Linked DNA regions of Homo sapiens: region 2 is linked to region 1. Evidence: chromatin loops called from intact Hi-C (ENCODE). Cell type or tissue: GM12878. All regions are shown on one strand. Links, peaks and the distances in the headings refer to the core of each region. The heading gives the core; the rest is flanking DNA. Region 1 has its middle 61 kb from the start of LINC01845. Region 2 overlaps LINC01845 (long intergenic non-protein coding RNA 1845).

Region 1 (10,633 bases), core at 3,942-6,441:
GACTTTCAGATTCAAAGAAAACACAACTACATTGGTAAACAAAATACATAAAGCCAGAGCTTTCCAGTTTACAGCCTCCTGGCTAGATCATCCTTCAGGTCTTTTTGAGTTCTAACGTTTAATTTTTAAATTTTTTTTGCCATACATAAAAATGAGCACATCCCTTGCTTATTCCCTTCAGGTTCTGCTTTCTATTGGCAGGAGTAGGCGATGGTGGCAATGAGCTAATCAGATAAGCTAACCTCTGCTAATGGGTAAATTAGCTAATGGGCAATTCCTCTTGTGACTTAATGCTATCATTGGGTTAAAGCATATCCCTTCTGATCTTGGACCCACGGGATTGACAAATGATGGGAATTCAGCATCCCTGCAACTACACCCTAGGGGCAGTTTCTTGGTCTTCTCAATGCCAGGGGCAGGGCTGGACAGAACTGGCAAGTGAGCCAGCCTCAATTCCCTTTAATAGTGGCATCAATATGATGGCCAGAACCTAATTATTGGGCTAAACACTATGGAGTTCTGTATCATGTGGTGGCCCCATGAAGGGGGTGGGGATGTGAAAACCCAGGCAATCTTAAAGTGATTTATGAATATTTTGTTTAATCACATTTTAAACTCTGAATAAACACATAAATACTTTTATTTTATTTTTCATTTGTTTTTGTGTGTTTGTTTATTTTTTAAAGAGGGGTCTTACTCTGGCACCCAAGCTGGAGTGCAGTGGCATGATCACGGCTCACCGCATCCTTAGTCCCTGGGCTTAAGTGATCCTTCCACCTCAGCCTTCTGAGTAGCTAGGACTACAGGCCCAGCTGGTTTTTTAAAAAATGTTTTGTAGAGACAAGGTTTTGCTCAGTTGCCTAGGCTGGTCTTGAACTCTTGGGCTCAAAAGATCCTACCACCTCGGCCTCCCAAAGTGCTGGGATTACAGGTGTGAGCCACTGCACCCTGCCTATAAGTACTTTTTTTTTTTTTTTTTTCGCGGAGTCTCGCTCTGTCACCAGGCTGGAGGGCAGTGGTGTGATCTCAGCTCACGGCAACCCCTGCCTCCCGGGTTCAAGCGATTCTCCTGCCTCAGCCTCCTGAGTAGCTGGGACTGTAGGCATGCACCACCACGCCCAGCTAATTTTTGTATTTTCAGTAGAGACAGGGTTTCACCATGTTGGCCAGGATGGTCTCGGTCTCTTGACCTTGTGATCAGCCCAACTTGTTAAAAAAATGCATTGTGGTAAAAACAAAAATATTTGGAAAGGCATAAAGTTTAAAAGTCCTTTTTCCTCCCATCTGCTCAAACTCCCAGGCTCACTTCCCTAAAGAAATTAAGTTAATGTTTTGTAAATATCTAAGCTAAGGAAGATCACCTATAGCTTGAATATTCCATCTCCAGAGGAGCCAGAAACAAGCAAACCAACCAATTCATCTTAGTTCCCTCCTTCCACCATCCCAGAGCTACAAATTATGTGAACAGCATGGTCTCCTTCTCATGCATCTGTCTTCCATTCTCTTGGCTTTCTATTTTCACTGCTATGGAACTCCACCCTATGCCCACCTTTTCGATTTCAGAAGATGTCTTTTTCAGAAAAAACCTTTTATCAGCAGCTTACACTTGAGTGTAGAAAAAGATTATAATGAATGTAGTATTTAGGATCTGGAAGGAACCTTCCATAATTGTGGATGCAGAGGCCACCTCAGAAAAACAAATATACACCCATTACCTTGGGTTTGTGTAAAGGTTCAGTGTTTATAAGAGGGCTTTCCTGTCCATTTTTATACTTGATCCTCTTCCTGGCTCCTGTATGGAAGCAGGGGAAGGCAGTATTATTTCCACTGTGCAGAGGAGAAAACTGAGCCTCTGAGAAGCTGACTTCCCCAACAGCCAGTGCACTCGTCCCGGGACCACAGCATGGAAAGCCTTTCACCCTACTGGCATCAGCTGCTTGTGGAGGGACTTCAGGTTTGGTGGAGACAGTGGGCATGAGGCCATCCTCAGAGCGCCTTAAATTGCAACACTTGGGATGCTGGCTGTTTTGCATAAGCTGATATTGAGCTCAGGCTCAGGTACTCTGCTGACTCCACTCTCCAGATTTGATTTGGCTACTGGCCCTGGGTTTCCCAGGCATGGAAATGACATCACCATGGCTTGAGACAGAAGACCAAGTGGAGCTCTGGCACTCAGCCAGCATGGGCCCTTCCCAGTCCCCTGCTTCACAGGTGGGACTCACTTTCTTTCCCTTCATGCTTTTCTTCATCCTTCCCTTAATTTGGTGTTGTTACCTCTCATATAAGGGGAGATGTCTGTTTTCCTAACATGACCTCCTTTGCCCAGGCAGGGGTAGGGGGAGTAGAATGGCAAGAAGCGGTTGATTTGAGTGACTACAGTGAGCAGGTGCTGTGCTAGGGACACTGGTACCGAGACCAAGAGGGCAGCATATTCAGTCTTGAGGACCTCACGGCTCAGGGAACAGGTCATCAGACACATAGCAAAGTAAATGAGTGAGGAATTGCATTTGGCTTCAAGTAATAGAGAATCAAAACAATAGAGATTTAAACAAGGGTCTCTTTTTCTTCCAAATTCCTTGTAATTTGGAGCTGGGTGGCCCAGGGCTGGTTTGGGACCTCTGTGATGTCACCGGGAACCCAAGTTCCTTTGATTCTTCTGCTTGGCAATGTTTAGTAGGATTGCTTCGTGGTCATAAGACAGCTGTTGGAAATCCACACTGCATGTCTCAAGCAGGAGGAGGGAAAAAGGCAGAAATGCAAAATGGTGTTAGCCAAGTACACCCTCTTTATTTATTTATTTATTTTGAGACAGAGTCTCGCTCTGTCACCCAGCCTGGAGTGCAATGACGCCATCTCAGCTCACTGCAACCTCCACCTCCCGGGTCCAAGCGATTCTCCTGCTTCAGCCTCCCCAGTAACTGGGGTTACAGGTGCCCACCACCACGCCCAGCTAATTTTTTGTATTTCTAGTAGAGACAGTGTTTCACCACGTTAGCCAGGCTGGTCTCAAACTCCTGACCTCAGGTGATCCACCTGCCTTGGCCTCCCAAACTGTTGGGATTACAGGCATGAGCCATGGTGCCTGGCCAGAGTACACCCTCTTTAAATTGCTTTCCTAGGGCCCCTATCCCATGATGTTGACTTACGTTTCATTGCCTGCCCTATCTCCAAAGGAGGATAGGAGATAATTTGTTTAGCCTTTATTTTTTCTTTTTTAAACTGGGCACATTGTCATCTCTAACAATATAGTCTTGTTATTATGAAAGAGGAGAAGAAGGGATGTTGGGTAAATTACTAGCTGTGTCACCTAATCTGGGCAATTTCAGTGCATTGTGGTGGTGTACTTTGCTGAATGTGTGATTTAGCAAAATAATTAAACCTCTCTCATCTTCAAAATGGATATACTAATAACACATACCTTATAGTGACTAAATTGCGTAGGATTACTGTGAAGATTCGATGAGAAAATGTATGTCAAGGGCTTAGGGCTATGGGAGGTATGCTGTAAGTGCCCAATAAATGTTAGTTGTGATGGTGAGCATGGGAGAGGGTGATGATCCTGGGTTTGTATTCCCCTCCAGCACTCCTTGCCTGGCTATGGGCACAGCCCTGTGATTTGGTTTCTTCAATGATAAAACAGTAGGATGTGTCTCTAAATTGCTATGAGATTGAGATAATCCCTGGGGAGTGTGTAACAGAGTGTGCAGCATGTCCTAGGAACTCGGAGAATTATGATTATGAAAGCACCGAGAAGAGGCGGGACGGTCAGGGAAGGCTTCCTGGGTGAGGCGTCTCTGGGTTATGTTTCACAGGTGTAAAGGAGACAGCCTGGGAAGGAGGTGGGGAAGGCTGTCACATGGTGTGCTCTGGGAGCTGTGAAGGGTCTGGGGCATCTGGGCCCCAAGGTCAAGGTAGGACATGGCACTAGTTGAGGCAGAGAGGAAGGCAGTGTTTGGGGCCATGCTGAGGGGCTGAGAGCCCTGGGGGTGTGGAGCCTGCTGCTCTGATCTCCTGGGACTGGTTTCTGAGGCTGAAGAGATCATTATTCACAGACAAGGAATTAGGTGCTTTGAACAATGCTTATTTTATTGGCATCTGCAAACTGCCACCTGTTAACCAGAAGCCTGGGCTCAAACTCTGGCTAGATTCCTCTGGGAATAGGCTATTAATCAACGAATGACTTCCTCTTTGGCAGAGAAGGAAATGTCTAATAGCTTGAGGCTGATCTTATGACTGGAAAAATGGAAAGGCTGTTGTAAGTTCTCACAGGGATGTAAAGACAAGTTGTCTGTAGGTTTCCAACAGGGTTTTTTATTACCTATTAGCAAATGAGCACAGATTTGTTTATCAGCTTCCCCTAGAAATTAGGTTGTTGAGGCAGCTGGAGAGGTGAATCCTGGGGTGGGAGAAGGCAGAGAAGGGAACAAGAGGAGCTGGCATTACCTTGGTGCATTGTACTTAAGGAACCATAGAGGTGGCTTGTTCCTGAGCTGGGGTTGCATAGAGAGAGCACTGGACATGAGTCCAAAGTCACAGGGGCCAGTCTCACCTTTGCCCTGAGTTCCCAAAAACAATGTACGCTGTTCTGTAAAACATGGATAATACCATGGCCACTTGGGATTACCAGGCTCTCTGATGGTAACCTAGGAAAATGTATGTCTGCGAAGACACTTTGTAAAGTGCAACTAGAGTAAAATCCAACCCCCGCCCCAATCTCCCAGGCCTTCTGACAAATTACAGAGCACCCCAGGCTCTCTTTCCACTTTGTACATTGACCATTGCTCCTTTTTCTGCCTAGATCATTCTTCTGCCCCCTCCTTGGAAGGGCCTTCCATGCCTTTCTAAGTATATGCTCCCCAACATAGACAGTGGTTAAGACCCAGGCTCTGAAACACCACTCACGGGTTCAAGTTCGGCTCTGATACATACCAGTGAATTGACCTTGGGCAATCACCTGACTTCTCTGCCACAGTTCCCACTTCCGTAAGATGGAAGTAATAATTGTTTGTACCTTACGGAGCAGTTGTGGAGAAAGGATGACATTAATAGTTGGCCATTATTACTGTTTTTCAGAGCACTCTATTTCCCTTCTAGCGCTGCGGTCTGTAATTAATTTATTTGTATATATGTCCATTAACCACCACCCGTAATATCCTATTATCTTCTATAATGGGATCTTTTAATAAGGGCAATGACCATGTCTTTCTCATCATCCTTATATAGCACAGTGCCTGCGACTTAAAAAATGCTCAAGTCATAGTTGTTGGATGAGGAATTCACTGAACGGGTATTTCCCAGAAGTCTCAACAGCCTGTCCCCAGAGACAAGAAGGCACCACGAGGGGTGACTGAGGCAGCCCTGCAGCCCCTCAGGGAAGAGCCAGGGAGCTTGTCAGATGGCCCTGTTTTGCATTTCATTCTCCCGGTTGCAGGCTTTCACTTATGTAATGAAATAGCAGTGAAACCCCACTGACACCTGAGTGCTTCCCCTCTAGCCAGCCCAGTATTTGACCACAAAAAGGGGGAAGAAAAAAATATAAGAAAAAAAGGAGCTTCAAACCACATGCTTCTTGGGACACACAGATGAGCTGTCCTTTCCCCAGAGTCGTCTGAGCGTATTGTAGTAGCCTGGAGGGGTGTTTTGCTGAGCCTGATCATTGTGACCAAGTGGTGAAAAATCAAGGTCCCCAGCCTGCGTGTCAGCAGTCGAGACTTTTTCCACCTCTGCCCCTGACCTGCTGTGCAACCTTTTGCAAGTCACCTTACCTGTCTGGGTCTCTTCAGTGACCCCATCTGCAAATTGAGGGACTGAAATAGATGATGAAAGTAGAGTAGCCATGCAGTTCTGGCTTTGCCTGTAGACTTGGTAGAATGATTAATAATAACCTCTTTCATTCTTCTTTTTTTTGAGATGGAGTCTTGTTCTATCGCCCAGGCTGGAGTGCAGTGGTGTGATATTGGCTCACTGCAACCTCCACCTCCCAGGTTCAAGCGATTCTCCTGCCTCAGCCTCCCAAGTAGCTGGGATTACAGGCATGTGCCACCATGCCAGGCTAATTTTTGTATTTTTAGTAGAAATGGGGTTTTGCATGTTGGCCAGGCTGGTCTTGAACTCCTGACCTCAAGTGATTTACCCACCTCGACCTCCCAAAGTGCTGGGATTACAGGCATAAGCCACTGTGCCTGGCCCATTTCTCTAAATGACTTGTATTGGATGATGGATTATAAGATTAGTTGGATGCAAGTCTCTGCCAGTTGTAAGATTATTGCTCTTATTATTATTATTATTTTTTCTGACTGCCCATCCGTGCTCCTACTCTATCCCCAGATTCATGCTCTGTCCAGCTTGCTGTCTGGAATGCTGACCTCCAAAGCCACTGTCACTTGGCCACTCCTACTCTCCGGATTCCTGTGAGGTTTGGTGATGGAAGGCACTAGCAGAAGAAGGGATTGTGGGAAAAGAGAGAAGCAGGGTCATTAATCCCTCAGTGCCCCCTTTACTGCATCCTGGGAAGTGTCTGTTTCCTGTGCCCACGGCTTCCATTGGCTGAGCTCTAGAAACCTTACAATTTCCCAGCCCTTTAGGCCTAGGGGTAGTAATGTCTTCTCAGTGTGCGCTTCCATCCCCAGCCGCTCCCTAGTTCTACCACACCTCTGAATTTAGTGCCTTCAGCAAACTGTCTCCGGTTGACTGTTTTGAGGATGCTTCTTGTTTTCTGCTAGAACTTGGACAAATACAGATTCTTTGACACTCTGACCCAATCTTCCTTTGAGGCACTGGGCTGTCCAGTACAGGGACACCACATCCAAATGTAGGCAGCTCTGCTGCTGAATCTTGGTTTTCTAGGATGCAAGGGTCCTGTGGCATAACTGGCAGCATGAATTGGCGGGGGGTCACGACAATGGGCTGTGATGCCATTTAGGTGCTATTGCAGCAACATGAACATGAACTCAAGAAACTCACAGTGCATGTCTGATGCATGGTAGGCATTCGAGAATAGTAAGATTTCTACCCCCAGATTTTATTATGAACATTTTTGAACAATCAGAAAGTTGAAAGACTTGCACCATGAACACCCATCTATTTGTCGTCTCAACTCTACAATGAATACTTTTCTGTCCTTGCTTTATCACATATTCATCTATCTAATCCTCTATCCATCTCTCAACCCATCCTATTGTTTATATACTGTATTTTAAAGCTAATTGCAAACATCAGTATATTCCTTGTCTAAACACTTCAGCAAATATAATAGGATTGTTTTCATTACAAAAGCAATTGAAGCTAATAGTGAAACATTCTGACAATACAAGGTGTATGAAATGAAAAATGGAAAATATCTCTTTACTCTCTGTAATCTTGTTCCCCAGGCACAACTGCTGGTGGGTGTTGGGACTCAGAAAACAATACCCCAAAATAAAGGCTTCAGAAGCCAAAACCTTTTTCTCTGACCTCTGCCCTCCTGTCTCTCAGCCCCTTTCTACCCCAAGGCTAGCCAGAGAAACTAGAATCCCTTTTTCCCAAGGTAGGGCATAGGAACCAGAACCCCTTTTCTCCAAAGACAGCCACAAAACCTAGAATTATTATGCCAGTGTTCCCCTCTGCCTTTCTGTGTAAAAATTGGCCATGAAGAGATTAGCTGACCTACCTTGTTTGACCCCCATTCCAGAGAGGGGTCTGCCCCATTCCCAGAAGGAAGGAATGCTGCTCAGAGAGGCCAAGAAGAACTTCGACAGACAGGCCTTGCTGGGTTTCCCTGCTCAGTCTATTAGCATTAGATTAGACCTTTTTTTTTTTTTTTCCCTAATCCTATTTCTACATGGCTGTTCACACTTTGTTGAACCTAAGCATAAAAATGGACAATTTCCCCTGTATCCTTGTTCTTCATCCTGAAGTCCCCTGTGTATGCACATTAAATAAATTTGTATGCCTTTTCTCCAATTAACCTGCCTTTCGCGAGTTGGTATTTCAGCAAATCCTCAGAGGGCCAAGGGGAGCCCTCCCTTTCACCCGTACATGGGATAGTCCCAAGCATTCATGTACACCTGTAGTTTTGATATCTTACAAAACTTGAATTATAGCATACTTATTGTTTCGCACCTTGCTTTTAAAAAATCAACCATACCTTGAAAACATTCTTGCTTGTTAATAATAATGGGTCATCTCAACTTTTTAATGACTGTAGAAATGTCCATATTATGTACCTCATTTATTTAACCATTTCTCACTGATGGACATTCATACTATTTTGGGTTTTTTGGGGATATGATAAACAACGTCACAATGAAGATTCTTACACATTCCTTTACTTGACAAATATTCTAATAAGCAGCACTGTGTGCCAGACATGGTTCTATGCTTGGGGATATTAGGAAAATAAGATGGGTAACATTTGTGTGGAAAGTACATTCTTCTGAGGGAGTCAGATAACGAACTAGAAAACATCAAAAGCAAATAAATTGTTTTTAGCTAGTTATTAAGAAAATAAAATTGAGTAATTTGATAGATGGTGATAGAAGGGGTTACTTTACAAATGGTCATCTGGAAGGCCTCCACTTCAAGGTGGTGATATTTGAGCTGAGACCTGAATGAAGAGAAGGGGCCAGTTATGCAAAGTCCTAAGGAGAATGGATAGCAAACGCACAGGCTCTGGAGTGGGAGCAAGCTTGGTGTGTTGAGGGATAGAAATACACAGAGCATGGCAAATACAGCAAGTGGTGTGAAATGGGGTTGGAAAAGGTGGCGCAGGCCAGATCACTAGGACCAAGGAGTTTGAAATTTATTCCTAGTGCAGTATATCAGGTTGTATTTTTATCACTGGATAATCATAGAGTAAAACTAGCTTGATCTGATCCATGTAGAATGGAATATGAGCAAAAAATGTTTTGTATCTGGTTAGCTGCAGCATGGCAAGCCACAATTTCCCTCTAGGCTGTGTGGCACCCTGGAAAGAGAATGGGTGTCGGAGCCAGAGAGATCTGCTTTCAAATTCCAGCTCCATTGGTATACACCCCAAAGAATTGAAAGCAGGGTCTCGTATTGGTACACCATGTTCATAGCAGCACTGTTGACAAAATGGAATCCCCAAATGGAAGCAATCCAAGTGTTCATCGACAGAAGAATGATAAACAAATGTGGTATATAGGGTGAGCATGATAGCTTATGCCCATAATCCCAGCCGAGGCTGAGGCAGGTGAATCGCTTGAGCTCAGGAGTTTCAGACCAGCCTGGGCAACATGGTGAAACCTTGTCTCTACAAAAAACACAAAAATTAGCTGGGTGTGGTGATGCATACCTATAGTCCCAGCTACTTGGGAGGCTAGATGAGAGGATCACTTGAGCCAGGAGGTCGAGGCTGCAGTGAGCCAAGATGGTGCCATTGCACTCCAGCCTGGGTGAAAGAGTGAGACACTGTCTCAAAAAAAAAAAAAAAAAAGTGGTATATGCACAAAATGGAATATTATTCAGGCTTAAAAACAAGGGAAATTCTGACCTGCTACAACACGAACATGTTAAGTGAAATATGCCAGTCACTAAAAGACAAATACTGTATGATTTCACTTATATGAGGTAGCTAGAAAAGTCAAATTCATAGAGACTGAAAGTAGAACGGTGGTTAGAAGGGGCTGTGGGGAGGGAGGAATGAGTAGTTGTTGTTTAATGAGTGTAGACTTTCAGTTTTGCCAGATAAAAAGAGTTCTGGAGATTGGTTGCACAATAATGTGAATGTACTTAACATTACTTAAATGTATGCTTAAAGTGGCTAATGGTTAAGATGGTACATTTTGTGTTAAGCGTTTATGTTATGCGCAGCTAATTTTTGTACTTTTTATAGAGACGGGGTTTTACCATGTTGCCTAGGCTGGTCTTGAACTCCTGGACTCAAGCCTCCAAAAATGCTGGGATTACAGGTGTGAGCCACTGCGCCAGGCCCTGTTACTTGTTTTTAATTAAAAAATTCCAGCTCCATCACTTACTGATGGTGTGACTTGGTCAATTAATCCCTCTAGGCATGAGTTTTCTCATTTATAAAAGGAAGACAATATCTCATAGCTGTTCTGAAAACAGACTTCAGTGCTGTCTGCTTCCAATCTTACTTTGCATAATTTGGAATCTCAGGCTCCCCAGGCACACAGCTTAAAGAACCTTTCAGTGAATCCCAATTGAGTTGTCCTTGTACCTAGTACATAGTAGATGCTCAGTGAACATTTGTTGACTTGCTGGCTGACTGAATCCACTTATGTAGATATGATCTAAAAGGAAGCATATGTGTAGGGAGCTATGTGCCTAGTACATAGTAGGCATTCCATAAATGTTTATTGGACAGATGAATGTGTACACACCTGACCACAAACTGTGGCAAAACAACTTGCTTGCTCCAAAATGCACACATTTTTTCCCCCACGTTGTACCGTAATGGTTGCTTTAGAAAACAAACTGAAATCCCTACTGACTGAGTCTCATGTTAGCACTGTTGCTAGAAAAAAAAAAAAACACCCCAGATTTCCACAAGTATTGTAGTTTAAACAATGCAAAGTTATTCTCTTACAGTTCTGTGGGTCTGACATGGTCTCACTGGGCTAAAATCAAGGTGTCAGCAGGGGTATGTGCCTTCTGAAAGCTCTAGGGGAGG
Region 2 (10,633 bases), core at 3,924-6,423, 53 kb after region 1:
AAGTGGGCGGCAGAGAAGGAGGAACGTGCTTGAGTCGCAGTCCCCAAAAAGGGAGGAACTCATTGGCCCAGCTTAGGCCTGGTGTCTGCCTACCTGTGGTTCAGTCAGCTGTGGTCGGTGGGCAGGACACACCTGAAGGAGCATATCTTGGCTGTGTGGGTTGGGCAGACATCCCACAATGCTCATGTAGGGGGATTCATCTCATTAACTCTGAGTGTTTCTTCGGCATTCCCCCACTATTTTTAACATATCATTTACAATATTGAATTAATAAGACTGGGAATGAAAGTTCTTTGACAGAACACACATGGTAGTTACTTTTGGGACTAATTGCTCTGCAGGTCGCCTCGTGCATTACCGTCTGCTATTTTTGCTTAAATTATATGTATCTGCTTTTATGTCACTTCCTAGGTAAACCTTACTTCCCCCTATAGGAAACATGGTTCACTCAAACAAAGTAAATAAAAGGGCTTTCCTGAAGGTGTGGGCAGATTTAAGGGAATCTGACAAGAAAAGTACGAGCTAAGAAGGTCTGGCAGCCACTCCCCTGCTAAGCTAGAACAGGCAGGAAGGGAGCACTTACTGGGGCCAGGTGGTGGTAGCTGTAGGGATGTAGGACAGGGCAACTCAGGGGACCTGTGGCCTCATGCAGAGGGAGGCAGCCAATCTATAGCCACCTATCAGGGAGGGAGCTGGGCAAATAAATGTCTCCATCTTGTTCTCCTCCTTCTTCTCTCCAATCTCCTGCCAGTGCCTCCACTGGTTGAACCTAGCTGGGAGCCAGTGGATCAAAGATCCAGTGGACCAAAGGATCCATAAATGTGATCCTCCTGGGGGTATAAAAAAGGATAGAAATAGGTGGAAAGTGGATCTGGGAGTGGCTAAATGGAAAATATCCAGGATGTTCCAAATTGCATTCCTCTGCTATATGCCTTCCCAGACCATTGCACTGCCCCATCACAATGCTCATCCTAGTTTGTCATATCTGCTGAAGGATTAGGCATGCAGAGCATATGCCTCATGGAAGTTAAGGACTGTATCTGACTTGTCATTGCTGTATGCCCAGAACCTATCCCTGCATCTGATTATCAATGATGTGTAATGGAGCTTGGAACGTGAATGGGCACATATGTCTGATGTCCTCACCTGACCATTCTTTGGGAGCCCTTTGGGGATAGTGAATCTCCCAGTACCCTACTTGGGCACAATAAGGACTATTTAGTGAAAGAACATTCACAATTGAGTGAATGGATGAATTCTAAGGGTGGATCACTTTGAAAATACCTGAATGTCAATCTCATGGTACCAAGTTTATATCAGAATTCAACCTCAAATTAACTAACTTCCATTCCAGATCTGTTCCTTTCTTGGTGACATGGCAGCATATACATGCCTCATTTTCTCCTGCCTTATATCCATATCCTCTTGGTCTGGTGGCACACCTTCCATTTCTTCACAAGCAACCTGGGATGATTAGCTTAGGTCCCCAGCCCAGCCCTACTCAATGGATGAGCTTCAACTAAGATGGGGACAAGGAGGCTCTCCTGGGATTTTGCCTCTCAAAACCATGGATCATGTGCCTCTCCTCTCCTTCCACTTTCTTTCTTTTTTTTTTTTTTTGGCTTAAATTAAGCAGAGGTGCCATTTTTTGCTTATATTCAAAGAACTCATATCCTCAGACACCAGGAGGGGAGTTCCAGACTTATGAGGCTATACAATGGTATGGTTAAGGTCTTGGGCATTGCAGCTACATTGCTTGGGCTTGGATCCCAGTTCTGCCATTTTTTGGCTATGTGACCCTAGGCAAGTTACTTATGTTCTCTGTGCCTCAGATTTCTGATCTTCAAAGTGGAAACATTAGCTGAGATAAAGCATGCAAACACTCTTAAAACAGTTTCTAGTGCATGGTGAACACGCAGTATATATCACAGGGTCTTGACCATCCAAGCAACTTGAGAAGAAAAAAAAATGATGGAATTATACTTCTTTAAACAAAAAAGAAAAAAATCACAAATCACAGAATAAATTGGAATGAATTCAATGAGTTTTCAAGGGCTGCTATGTCTTCCTACCCACTCTGATGTGGGGTATGTACAGAGAAAAACGAATCTGGAGCTGTTTCTAAAGGAGACATTTGAAAATGAGCTTGTGCCTTTTTATTTTTCAAGAAAAATCAGAGGCCAGTGGCTATATGTGCTGTTCTCTCTTTCTTTTCTGGGAAAGTTCATGAGTTCTTGGCCCCAAATAAGCTTAGTTCTCTACCGCTTCCCACAAGGAAATTAAATTTTCAGGTCCTGCACAAAAGTTTAGTTATCGCTAATATAATCATTGGTGCTGTCACTGTAGGTCTGTAGGAGCTGAGTGGAAGGATGGAATTTGACAGCAATAAAAAAGTTCTCCCTCTTCCCCTGCTCTCAGACACTTGGATACCCATTTACACATATGTGCACAATGTGACACACACCCTCAGGCACACATGCACAACCACACACACACATACATAAAGGGATGGCTTTCCCAGAGACAGTTATCCTGAGTGATGTTTTTAATCCTGAGTTTTATCCTGAGTGATTTTTAAAAAAACTAAATCCATCCAGTATTTTTGGGTGCCCACATAGCCAGAGCTGGGCATGGGGAAATGGGGAAGAAATTGGTGCTATAAGCATGATTAAAGCTGTAGTCCTGGTCCTGCCTTCTAGGAGATTCTGAAGCAGTGTTTTGGGAGTGAGAGACACCTACCAGTATCTAATAAAAGGTAGGTTGTGAAAAGGTTATATGAGAGGTTAAAAAGTTGCTAAAGGTTGCTTTGCTTTCTTTCTTTAATTTTTAATGTGACTCTGGAGTAGTTTCACAGGTTCTCAGTCTAGCTTTGGAGTCAACCAGCCTTGTTCTGCATTGGTCTGGATTTAAATACTGGATTTGCTGCTTATGAGTAGTGACACTTACTGAGCCTTGGTTTCCCAGTCTGTGAACAAGGTACGAACATCACCTGTCTATATGTGTTAAGATTGCATGTGCTGGAAATCACAGAGGTTAGATGGCAGTGACTTAACCAAATAGGAGTTTGTTTTTCTCATGCAATAAGTAGTTCAGAAGTGGGCAAGCCAGGGTTGGTACCATTGTTCCAGGGACTCATCAAGGACACAGGCTCCCAGAATCATCCAGAGCCACAGGGTGGCTGCCCTGGTTGCAGGCAAGATAAAGGGGAATGGAGAAAATGGCAGGAAGCTGAAGACGTGAGCCAGCCACATCTGTACCCCTTTGGAGAGCTTTCTGGAAAGCCCCATTCACTGACTACATCTTATACTTTGTTGGACACACTATGCCAAGATGACCAACACTATCTGCAAAAAAAAAGCTGGGATATCAAGTATTTTAACTGAACATATAGTTGCCTCAAACAAAATTGAAGTCCTGTCACAAAGGAGGAAGAAGAGACTCCAGCTGTATCTGCCACATGATATTGGGAGAGTTGTTGAAGAGATTCCCTGAGATAATTCATGCCAAACTCTTGGCCCAATGCCTGACATGTGGTGACTATTATTATTAGCTGGGACTCTCCCCATTGTCTTCTCAGAGGATCCTCCAGCAAGGTGACAAATGTAAATGCAGCCTCCTCAGTGTTCAGGGACTCCCCCTTCCACCAGCCACTTTCTGTCTGAATCTGAGTCATGCTCATGACTCAGGCCATCTCATCTCTTCCAGAAAGTCTCCCCTCACCTCTGTGGTCCTCCAAGATATCACCTGCTATTTTCAGAACCTGTAGCATGAAATGACTATATCACCCAAATGTAATTTCAAACATATTTCCTAGTGTGAATAGATCTATATCTCTGTGTTTATTTTTTCTCCCAACTAGGTTACAAGTATCTTGATGGCAGGAATTACATTTTATTCCTACAGCCCTGCCACAAAGCTCTGATTACTGGTTCTTATGCATCTCAGATGCCCACACTGAGTAGACTGTAGGACATTCTGAGGTAGCTAGCTTTTGTTTAATTTGCTGTTGGGCTGAAGTGTGGTGTGCCAGGGATTTGTTCATGTATGTGCAATAATGAATCATGCTCTTTTGGGCATTTGCTGTTTTTTTAAATGTTTTTTGAATTTTTTTATTGATATATAATGGGGTACATGTGATATTTTGTTTCATGCATCAAATGTGTAATAATCGAGTCAGGGTATTTAGGGTTTCCATCACCTTGAGTATTTGTCATTCCTCTATGTTGGGAACATTTTAATTCCTCTCTTCTAGCTATTTTGAAATATATAATACATTGTTGTTAATTATAGTTACTCTACTCTGCTATAAAACAGAACTTACTGTAACTCAGGAATGGAAAACCAAATACCATATGTTCTCACTTATAAGTGAGAGCTAAGCTATGAGGATGCAAAAGCATAAGAATGACATAATGGACTTTGGAGACTCAAGAGGAAGGGAGGGAGGGGGGTGGGGGATGAAAGACTGCATAGTGGGCAAAGACTACTGCTCAGGTGACAGGTGCACCAAGGGCATTTCCTGTTCTATCTGCATCAATTTTGGAAGCTCAGATAGCCAAGGTGTTGTCTAGTAACATACACCAGGGTGACCCCAGAACAAAGGGGGATCAAACGTGAGGTTTAGGCCAGGCGCGGTGGCTCACACCTGTAATCTCAGCACTGGGAGACCAAAGCAGGCAGATCACCTGAGGTCAGGAGTTCGAGACCAGCCTGGCCAACATGGCAAAACCCCATCTTTACTAAAAATACAAAAATTAGCTGGGCGTGGTGGTGGGTGTCTGTAATCCCAGCTACTCAGGAGGCTGAGGCAGGGAGAATTGCTTCAACCCAGGAGGCAGAGGTTGCAGTGAGCTGAGATTATGCCACTGCACTCCAGCCTGGGTGACAGAGCAAGACCCCATCTCAAAACAAAAAAACAACAAACAAACAAACAAACAAAAAACATGAAGTTTAGAATGCCCATCTGGAAGCATTCATTCATTCATTCATTCACTCGTTCACCATTTATGTTCCCGATGTATGCGAGGCACAGTTCTGAGGCCCTCCTGTTGCTGTGTCACCTCCCACAGCTGCTTCCCATCAGCTGCATCCCAAACATAAGAGGAGTGTGTTTAATCAGCAATACTCACTTTCTTCTGATTTTGACTCAAGGGTACTTCCCTGCACCCATCAATTTCAAAACCACTTCCTAAATCTGACTTAGCCACTTGATTTCATGGGGTGCCCTGTCAAATAATTGTGAAAGAAGAACATGAAGCAGGACTACTGTGGGTGGGAAAGCCCCATACTTACCTGCCCCTTTTCTAGCCAACTCATATCCTGGTCCCTTCGGGGTCCCCAGATGAAGTACCAGCAACCCCTTTCCCCACACCCCACCAGTTCAGTGGAAAGGACTTATCTTCAGGAAGATTGGATTTTATGCCTCAAAATGAATGAATTCAGCAAAGAATTTCTGAGCTCTTCTTACGTGTAAGGTACTGTGCCGGCATGGGTGACGAGAACACAGCTATATTAACAAATCAATCAAGTAACTGATTACATATTAGACTGTGCTAGCTGATGAGGATACTTTAATCTTTGTAAGATGGATAGAGCACTTTCTCTGTGCCAGGCCCCATGCTTAATGTCTTATGTACATTTTCTCCTTGGATACTCTAAGGATTCACATCAACACTCTGAACAGGTTGAAGATAGAATGATTATCCTCTACCTGCCCCTTCCCTCCTGCTTTGTGTAGAACCCATCAAGGAGTGGAGAGGGCTGGAGATCTAAAAACAGGATCTAAATCCTGGGAAGAGACCACTTGTCTGTTGGGGTGCCCCATGCCAACATGAGGTGGCCTCAGTTGAGCAGTATGCTGGCATTTTGAGTGGAAAGGATTTGAGATATTCCCCAGTACTCTGTCTCTGAGTTTCCCTCAGGTCCAGTGGGTGTGTGTGAGATCTGAAAATGTTCAATGCCCTGTGGTAGAGTAGAGGAAGGTAGTTAAGAAGTCAGAACCAGTTATTTGCATGGGATCATTGTGATGTGGTTTGAGGGGACACTGTGGCAGAGTCTTAGTATGGATGAGCCAAAAGTTGGGGCTGAGAGAGAGAGCACAACAGGATCAAGAGAACCAAGTGGAGGCCGAGTCACAGGGAGGACAACCTACATTTACTGTGCCACTGTCGCATCAGCTGTGGACACTTTAGAAGTGTGTGTGATAAGGAAAAAAGCCAATGCCCAGCCATGACATTGGGTGTTACCTAGACCAGCCAGGATGACAGGTGTTACCTGCCTGGAACAGATGCCCTTCCCAAGGAAGGGGAGAACAAGTCAGGAGGGTATAACAAGTCTGGGAACTTAATTTCGCTCCTGGGGAGACAAGAAGGAGAAAAGGGAGAGAGAGAACTTTCAATTCAGGTGAATAAATTACTCAAAAGAGATGGGCTGTAATCTCTTTTGAGTGGTGTTATCTTGATGTAAAAAGATTGATTTGGTTTTTTTGTGTCAATCATAGAAACAGTTTTTCCAGAATTGTGACTGTGAATTTTATACCCACAACAGGAGTTTAGGTGAAAATATCCTCAACTATTTTCTTTTCTAATCTTTTGCTCTTGGCTTCCTTCTCAGAGTGCCTCCTCATAACCTGACGCACCTGCCAGGACCAAAGTAGATCTTAAACATATAAATAATGGCTGAGGTTTCATCCTTAGACTGCATGGTTTCCCCCAGGGGAGTACATATTTATATTCTTCTTTTAATCAATGGAGAAACCAGAGGATGACTCATTCCCTCAGAGTGGAAGAGGAAGTCATGGTGCCCTTGACTAGAGTCCCTCCGGGTTTTGGTTTCTTCTCGGTGGGGTTGCAGCAGCCCTGTAAGGAATGCATGAGGGAAGGGGGCAAAAGGTGCTGGGAAGAGAGATGGTGGCTGTTTGGACAAAGGGCTCTTTCTGTCAGTGGCTCCATCTCCACCCAGACTCAGGCTCCCGTTCAGAAGTTCAGCTCTCTTCCTTTCACCCACTCTGAGATTCACATGCTCACACTCAAAGCTATTCCCTCACCACCAGGGCTGGGAGGGACCCTGCCTACAAGCCCTTTCCTCTTCCAGATGCTGAAAGAAGAAGTAATTATAGAAAACAAACAAAACAAAACAAAACAATGGCAACACTATGGAGACAGTGAAAAGACCAGTGGTTGCTAGGGGTTAGCCTGGAGAGAGTAATAAATAAGCACAGTGCAGAGAATTTTTAGGTCAGTGAAACTACCCTGTATGAGACTATCATGGTGGATGCATGTCATCATACATTTGTCCAAATCTACAGTATGTACACCAAGGGTGAACCCTTATGTGGTAGTCTCCCTTATCTGAGGTTTTGCTTTCCAAGGTTTCAGTCACCTGTGATCAACTGTGGTCCAAAAATAGTAAACAAAAATTCCAGAAATAAACAATTGGCAAGTTTTAAATTGCACACCATTCTGAGTGGCGTGGATGAAATCTTGAGCCATCTTGCTCTGTCCTACCTGGGACTTAAATCTTCCCTTGGTCCAGCATATCCACACTGTCTATGCTACCCACTCGTTAGGACTGAAAAACATATTGTGTATGGGGTTCAGTACTATCCCAGGTTTCAGGCGTCCACTGGGGGTCTTGGAACTATTCCTTGGGGATAAGCGGGCACTACTGTATACATTATGGACTTTGGGTGATGATGTGTCGATGGAGGTTCATCAGTTGTAACCAATGCACCACTGGGGTGGGAGATGTTGATAATACAGGAGGCTACGCTTGTGTCAGGGCAGAGGGTGTATGGGATATTCCGTACCTTCCTTTCAATTTTGATATGAACCTAAAACTGCTCTAAGAAATTAAAGCTTTAAACAACAGCAACAGTAACCTATCCTATAGAAAGCAGTGGGGGCAGCTTCATCCTTCCCCTTCTCAAAGCATAAAATAATTGCACCTAATTTTTTTTTTTAACCAATGAGGTATCTGGGGAAATTGAAATGGAGAGATCCTCATGGTGTAGATTCAACTTATGGAAACTCAATATACCAACTTACAAGCCGGATCATTTAGGAGGTGATACTTTATTTTATAGGCAACTGCATTACTTCAACACAGGATTCCTATCAACATAATTCCCTAAGGCATTTAAGAATTTGCTTATAGATCATGACTATTTTAGAGAAAGCAGAGGCAGGCAGAAAATCATTTTGGAGCCATCATCTGTTATAATTCTGGCAGAAGTAAAGTAAAAAGATGAAGTATCTCTGAAATCAAGTAAATCAATAGGAAAACAGGATGGATTTCCCAAATTCAATTTATACACAACTTTTTATAGCATTATAAAATATAGGCCGGGCACAGTGGCTCATGCCTGTAATCCTAGCACTTTGGGAGGCCGAGGCGGGCAGATTGCCTGAGCTTAGGAGTTCAATACCAGGCTGGGCAACACGGTGAAACCCCATCACTACTAAAATACAAAAAAAATTAGCCAAGCCTGGCAGCGTGCACCTGTAGTCCCAGCTATTCAGGAGGCTGAGGCAGGAGAATTGCTTGAACCTGGGAAGCGGAGGTTGCAGTGAGCTGAGATTGTGCCACTGCACTCTGCCTGGGCGACACAGCGAGACTCCATCTCTCCAAAAAAAAAAAATTAACCTTTCCAAAGACTCAACGTTGACTATATATGCTGAACTAGACAGTTTATTTGCATGAATCCTCCTAACAGCCATGAGAGGTAGCTATCAGTCTCCTCATTTTATAGATGAATAAACCGAGGCCTGGGATAGGGAAAAGACTTGTCGAAGGTCACAGATGTTTCAAGTTCGTATTACTGTAGTCCATAAATCCAACTGTGTGTGTGGCTCTTTTTTGGGAGCATGGGGAACAAAACACAAGGGGCTAGTCAGCATTCACTCCTCTATTTGAAAAATATTCTTTAAAAAGGAAACTATTTTTGGATAGGGAATTAAAGAGTAAACATGAGTCTCTGCTAGTTTATTTTCACTGAGTGCACACACTCCTCCAACGATAATTCATTCAGGATGTGAGCTGGAACTCATTAGAAGTCACCAGGCCTGGGGGAGTAGATAAAACCACGATTAAAGACATCTGAGCCCTTTAGGACAATTTATTATCTTGGATTTCATATTTAATAGGAGACATTAATTCACAAAAGAAGTCCTCAGGGCAAGCAAATAATGCCCTATAATTGCTGTAGGGCTCTGGGGTTTCCAAGCATGCACTTGCTCCTGGGCTGGGCGAGGTCCTAGGTTTGCTGGGAGGTTCCAGGCCCAGGAACTCCTCTGAAGCTCTGTCAGTTTGGCATTGCAGGAGGAAGAGCTCTTGCCAAAAACCAGAACATAGCTTCAAGTTATTTGTTATAAGTTGGCTATTTTTTTTTCCTCAAAAGCCTCTCCATTCATGCCAATGGGAGGGGAAACAACCCAGTAGATAGGTCTGAAGCATTAAAACAGGTGACAGAGTGGCTATTCTTTTTTTTTTTTTTGAGACAGGGCCTCACTCTGTCACCCAGGCTGGAGTGCAGTGGCATGATCACGGTTCACTGCAGCTTCGACCTCCCTGGCTCAGACATTCCTCGCATCTCTGCCTGCTGAGCAGCTGGGACTATAGGCTCACCACCATGCCTGGCTAATTTTTGTTATTTATTGTAGAGACGAGGTCTCACCATGTTGCCCAGGCTGGTCTTGAATCCCTGGGCTCAAGGGATCCACCCGCCTTGACTTCCCAATGTGCTGGGATTACAAGTGTGAATCAATGTGCCAGGCCAAGAGTGGCTATTCTGAGAGCCCTGTTTTCCATGGTAGCGAAGTGTGTAAGAATGATCCTTGGTGGGCCTCTGGTCCCCTGTTTGTGAAACGAAGAGTTTGGATGACAGAGTCTCTAAAGTCCTTTTCAAATCTGTGGCAGAGTTAGAGAGGCAGAGTGGGGAAAAGCGTCCTGGAGTTCAAATCCCTGCTCAGTCCCTTCCTGCATGTGGAATGTTGGAACTATAATCACAATACCAGCAAAAGAGTGTTGATTATCTACTAAGTGCCAGACATTATGCTGAATCCTAGAAACACTGAGGCGATCCTATGAAGTAGGTACTGCAATATCTCCATTTCATTGTTGAGGCAACGGGAGCATAAAGGGACTAAGTGACTTGCACAAGGTCATATGGAGCAGGATATTTTGGATCCAGGTAGTCTGACTTCAGCATCTGCACTTCTACCCACCACCATCTTCACCCATAAGATGGGATAACTGCCCACCTTATAGCGTTATAGTGAGGATGAAAGGTTGTCCTGAATCAAAGTGCTTAGCATGGATAGTTCCTGACCCATAGTAATAGCTTGTGAAGTAAATTGGGTTTGTTTAACTGGAGAAGCTAATGAGAATAGGAGACTTAATTATTGCCTTCAAATATATGAAAGATTTTTAATGATTCACTTATGTTTGATGAATATCAAGCCTCCACAGAGCCAGACTAAATGCTTTGTATTATTCTTAAGTCTGTGTCATCCAGGAAGAAAATTCAATTTAAACAGGAGAAATTTAATTAGACATAAAAATAACTTGACCTTCATACTGGGTATAAAATTTCAGAATAAATGATTGCAATTAGCTGTGAAGTTTGTATACATGA

The links. A loop is a pair of places that touch in the nucleus more often than their neighbours do. Peaks named below come from ENCODE experiments on the same cell type or tissue, not always from the same donor. Only the 100,000 strongest peaks of a DNase experiment are listed, where the experiment ranks them.
Region 2: a loop joins it to region 1, with 7 times the contacts of the local background. A loop is called at or near these places in 3 of 110 quality-filtered maps.

Annotation. Positions count from the first base shown.
Region 1 is chr5:159,400,374-159,411,006 of GRCh38, forward strand. No RefSeq gene overlaps it. Among named protein-coding and RNA genes, the nearest start is that of LINC01845, 61 kb to the right of the region's middle. In GM12878, for the core only: no CTCF peak of the experiment used is centred there; a DNase peak (open chromatin) is centred at 5,448.
Region 2 is chr5:159,453,296-159,463,928 of GRCh38, forward strand. It overlaps LINC01845 (long intergenic non-protein coding RNA 1845), which reads right to left. Exons shown (of 7, transcript NR_027110.2): 3 at 6,246-6,354; 4 at 5,130-5,506; 5 at 94-236. Among named protein-coding and RNA genes, the nearest start is that of LINC01845, 7.7 kb to the right of the region's middle. RefSeq lists enhancers at 3,496-3,835, 5,348-5,517. In GM12878, for the core only: no CTCF peak of the experiment used is centred there; DNase peaks (open chromatin) are centred at 5,176 and 5,975; H3K4me3 peaks cover 1,195 bases; H3K27ac peaks cover 1,365 bases.